Linked DNA regions of Mus musculus: region 1 is linked to region 2. Evidence: chromatin loops called from intact Hi-C (ENCODE). Cell type or tissue: left cerebral cortex. All regions are shown on one strand.

Evidence for each region. Peaks named below come from ENCODE experiments on the same cell type or tissue, not always from the same donor. Only the 100,000 strongest peaks of a DNase experiment are listed, where the experiment ranks them.
Region 1: a loop joins it to region 2, with 4 times the contacts of the local background. A loop is called at or near these places in 17 of 42 quality-filtered maps.

The regions. Positions count from the first base shown.
Region 1 is chr2:62,356,007-62,358,506 of GRCm38, reverse strand. Dpp4 (dipeptidylpeptidase 4) reads left to right here. Exons shown (of 26, transcript NM_010074.3): 17 at 1,500-1,547; 18 at 1,793-1,891. Among named protein-coding and RNA genes, the nearest start is that of Dpp4, 55 kb to the left of the region's middle. In left cerebral cortex, no CTCF peak of the experiment used is centred here; DNase peaks (open chromatin) are centred at 1,031 and 1,506; H3K27ac peaks cover 1,588 bases.
Region 2 is chr2:62,449,077-62,451,576 of GRCm38, reverse strand. No RefSeq gene overlaps it. Among named protein-coding and RNA genes, the nearest start is that of Gm13561, 4.8 kb to the left of the region's middle. In left cerebral cortex, no CTCF peak of the experiment used is centred here; a DNase peak (open chromatin) is centred at 1,269.

The DNA of each region.
Region 1 (2,500 bases), 93 kb after region 2:
TTATGCATTTGCCCTTCAGTTACTGTGAGTGGTGCCCATCACCCAGAATCTTCACTACTGTGTGCTCTGTTGATATTGCTACTGTTAATTTTTTTTTTTTTTTGGTTTCCTACAATGATATCCTTTTTTTTTTTTAAGATTTATTTATTTATTATATGTAAGTACATTGTAGCTGTCTTCAGACACTCCAGAAGAGGGAATCAGATCTCGTTACAGATGGTTGTAAGCCACCATGTGGTTGCTGGGATTTGAACTCTGGACCTTCGGAAGAGCAGTCGGGTGCTCTTACCCACTGAGCCATCTCACCAGCCCAACTACTGTTAATTTTTATTCCAAGTCTAGAAGCCTGGGCAAGGGGAGGCACAGTGGCATATTCAAGTTATACAGTAAGATCAAAGCACTCTAAGGGGCTTCTCTGAGTCCTCTTTTCTAATGCTGTACCAGGCTGCTTCTTAAACTGAGAAAAAGAATCTAGACATTCTATAAAAAAAAAAAAAAAAAAAGCATGGCCAATGGCAAAGGGGCCTTCAAACTACTTATCCTGTTGTCTCCCTGGTATATCTTGTTCCCTCTGATGCAGTTTTTTAGTTTTCTTCAGTATGGCTAAATGTTGCCATCATTTCTTGGGTATGTGCCTTATACTAGGAACTCTGCTAAAAGCTTAATATTTATGATCTTATTTAAACCTTAGTAAAACTCTCCAAAGTACATATTATCCTCACTTTCTATGAAAAGATGTTGGCACGTAGACACACTGACCTAACCTTTCCAGCAAGTCAGTCAGGATTCAAACCCAGGTCTAGCAGTGCCTTCACTGTGCTTTTCCAAGCAAATATAGAAATTAACTATATCATTTAAATGCATCAAAATTAAATAGATCACAAGATAGCTTTGCTATACATTACCTTCCACTCCACAGCTACCACAGTTGGGATAAATAGTGAAGATATGGGCTGGTGAGAAAAACACATTTCCATGCCAGAAAGAAACTGCTTATCCAAGTTAGGCACTGCAGATGTGTCTCCTGGCTCCCAGACTCTCCTCAGTGGGGGCCGGTGAGCAGACTTGCCTCCTCCAGGTGAAGCTGGTTCCAGAGCGCTGCCCACTCATCCTCCAAGGAGCACGGGACTTTCGGAGGTAGAACAGTCAACATGTGCTCACAGAGAATTGGGAAGGTTAAACTGTGATTTCGGCTCGCCTAGGAGGAAATTGGGCACAGAGATGGCAGCCTGCTCGGAATGTCCAGTAGGACAGAGATCCGTTTCCTGTCCCGTTTATCTGAGCCCTGTGCCTTTGTAGGAACGCATCCTACACTTAATTGCAGTTATTTGTAAGGAAAAAAAAAAAAAAGGTGGGGATGAGCAGGAGAGAGCTGAGCTTCTTACCTCCTGCAGTAGCGGCTTTGTGTTATGTCAGACAGTAAGGGCTGGTGTGTTTGAAAGCTCACACAGGCATGCTATTCTCATCTAAAACCTATCTTTCACTGGTTCCGTTCACAGGCCCCGGTCTGCCCCTCTACACTCTACATCGTAGCACGGATCATAAAGGTATTTTGTCATACTTCCCCCTCTCCCCCTCCACCGGCTTGTAGGAAAGCGCGCACGTGGATAGGGCCAGCATGGGATTTTTCCCTTGGCATTAGAGACTTACCCAGGAGTTAAGACATAAGCCTTCCTCCTACCGGAAGTGTGCACGGCCCAGCTGCCGCAGTGCACGCCTGCTCACTGTTGTCGCATGTGACCTAGCCTCTTTGTCCTGTTACGAGTTATGGCTGTTTCCTCTATCTGTTTAGAGCTGCGAGTCCTGGAAGACAATTCTGCTTTGGATAGAATGCTGCAGGATGTCCAGATGCCTTCAAAAAAATTGGACTTCATTGTTTTGAATGAAACAAGTAAGTTACATGTAGAGAAGGTTGTAATTTCCTAGTGAGCTCAGGTGGGGCATGTGGTAAGCATGGATCGCTCTCAGGCACCACTAAGGACAGTAGGTTTGTCTGAGTTAGAAACGCTTCTTTCTCTTCAGTTTCTGTTTCCACTCAGGAAAAATGACTTATGGGAAAGGAAGATATACCTCATGGTTGATGAGTTTTGGTTTTTAATTTAGCACCATGGGAAATATGGAGCTGAAGAGATGGCTCAGCCACTGGGAGCTGTTTACAGCTCCTGCAGGGGCCACGTTCCTTTCCCAGTGCCCATGCCCGGAGGGTTCCCAAGCTGTGTGACTTCAGAATTCCAGCACCCTCTTCCGGATTCCCAGGGCATCTGCTACTACTTGCACAAACCCACACAGAGAGATACATACACACATAACCTAAACTAATAAAAATAAAATACTTTTTTTTAAAGGAAATGAATAAAGTATTCAACTCCCGTCATTGGAAAGGGTAGGACAGACCCACTTGGGCAGAATAACTTAGCACCCTGCTCAAAGGGAATGTGCAGTGTGTGTCACCAGGGTCCTTGCTAACAAACCCCTTCCGACCCAGCAGGGGTGCCACTGC
Region 2 (2,500 bases):
GAGCACCCTATTTTTGTTTTACATACAGCCATCTTCTTGCCCTGTTTTGTTGTAGAAAGCAAGGGTACATGGCTGCTTTTTATAAGAGCATTTAATCTTTTCATTCACTCTGCCCATATTTTCCAATTCTCCCCTATATCCCCATTTGCACATGCCTTGATTTTGAGATTGGATTTGACTTGGGGGACATGAACATTTAGTCCAAAGAACACCCCTTGAATTACCCCTTAAGCACCAGCTTTAATTACCATTCATGTAAGTGGGCAAGCATGTAGATGATTCTAGACTCTGACCATCCACCTTTCTAAATGAAACCCAGACTTCACCAAACAAACAAACAACAACAAAAACAACACCCCCACATCTTCACTATGCCCTGTCCAGAGAATCTATGAACAAACTTTTTTTGGTGTTTGGCTGTTGTTGTTTGTGTTCGTTTTTTCTTCCTGGCACTATGTTTTGGAGTTGATACCCAGCCACAGAAACTAAAATAACATGACTGTAGCTATTACAACCCAGTCATTCACATTCTCTCTCTCTCTCTCTCTCTCTCTCTCTCTCTCTCTCTCTCTCTCTCTCTCACGCACACACACACACACACACACACACACACACGGGAGAACATCTTCTACATCTCTTGCAATAACACCTGTACCCTTCACAGGGTTGACAAAAAAAGCCTATGTCTCTACACTACCACCATCACAACCCACTAGCAAGAGAGTCCAATGGCCTTCCTGTACCACTGCTTCCTGGCCATCCAATGAGGCACGTACCAGCATCAAATCTCAAGTAGCATCCATACATTTTGGCCCTCAAGATCTGGGCAATAAGAGCTGTTACTTATTTCACATTCACCAATGAGAATGGTCCCCAATTCAGATTCAGGGTTACTCTTCCAAGAATCACATCTATTAAAGTCCCCAGGAGAGTAGAGGCAGAACTTATGTTGTCTTTTATATTGGGGTTTCTATGAAACAGGAGCCTGAGACCAAAACCTCCAACTGATGCAACCCTACATTTTCATTATCAGCGCGTCATGGCCCGTTCTGTAATCACACACAATCCCTCCGACTTAACAGCTGCTGCAAACCCGTGACTGTCCCTTCTGCCTGCTTATTCGAGTGTCTTTGGGAGCAGCATCTCTTGGAATTTAAAATGTCCAACCCAATGTAATTTAATATGCCACAGCATTCTAGAAAAGAAGTATAAAAATAAAAACTCTAACTAGAAGGTTAGGCTTTTTTTGTTGGGCTTTACAAATTTTGAAACCATGACCACTGAAGCTCATCCGTTATACAAAATGATATGATGAGTTATTTTGAACATGTAGGAATGTTCTCACACTAAACAGTCTTCTTACCATAGCGAATTTATTCCTTGCAGAACTTGTTGAATTATCTCCTCAGCTTTTGTTAGTCCTCTACTTCAGCTGTTCTAACTGAAGTCATCGTCCCCCTGAATTCACTTTCGGTTCTATATTAACATGGGAACCACCTCAGAGTCATGCAAACATTAGCTTACACTGTGCATACTATCTAAGAACATAAATAGTCCCCTTTATTTCTTTTTGTTATCCAGCTGTCAAATAAACGTTCAATTCTCATAAACTTGTTTTCTATATTAAGCCACCTAGTGACTATATGAGAAACATAAACCATTATAAAAATGAAAATGAAAAATGGAAATAAAACCTCTATGTATTCCCCAAAGGAATCATGTCAAATAAGGCTTTCCTTTTTTTTTTTCCTTTTTTTTTTCTTTTTTCTTTTTTTTTTTTTTTTTAGTTCACAAGTGTTTTTTTTCCACCACTTTTGTTTTCCTGAACCATGTCTAAACTAAACCAAGTATGGTCATAAAGAAAGGATATTAAAATACATTTCTGGTTCCCTAAGGGACCATTCTTACTGCTAAGATGTTACAATGTAGGAATAAAAATGAGTTACACAGAAATATAAATTCCTGACCAGAAAACCCCAAACCAGGGTTTAAGAAACTATAGGAAGATGATCTGCCTACTTAGTGAATATTCTAAGATATTGGCCTCCCAAAGCTAGATAAGTAGAAAGTTTTAAAATATTTTTGGAATATTTTGACAATCTTCAGCTCCATGTAATCGCCCAGTTATGTTTGCAAAATAAAACGCATGACTTATCAACTCTTTTTTTTTTTCTTTTCAACAACTTGCAAGATGAGCAACACTATAGCCATTACTCGGGAGAAGTCCTGACGTTATACCACTGTTCCAGGGTTCTTCTGATATTCCACAACCGCCCATTTGTGACTTAATCAAAGGGAAGCTTGTGGTAAATGTACATTAAAGTGAGCAATGAGCAGGCTAGAAGACAGGTATTCAAGCACTGTATAATCACAATAAGTGGTATGTATCATAGAAGCACACTGGCACAGAGAGAGAGAGAGAGAGAGAGAGAGAGAGAGAGAGAGAGAGAGAGAGAGACTCCCTAGATCCTTAGTACAGCTGATACATAATATTTTTAAA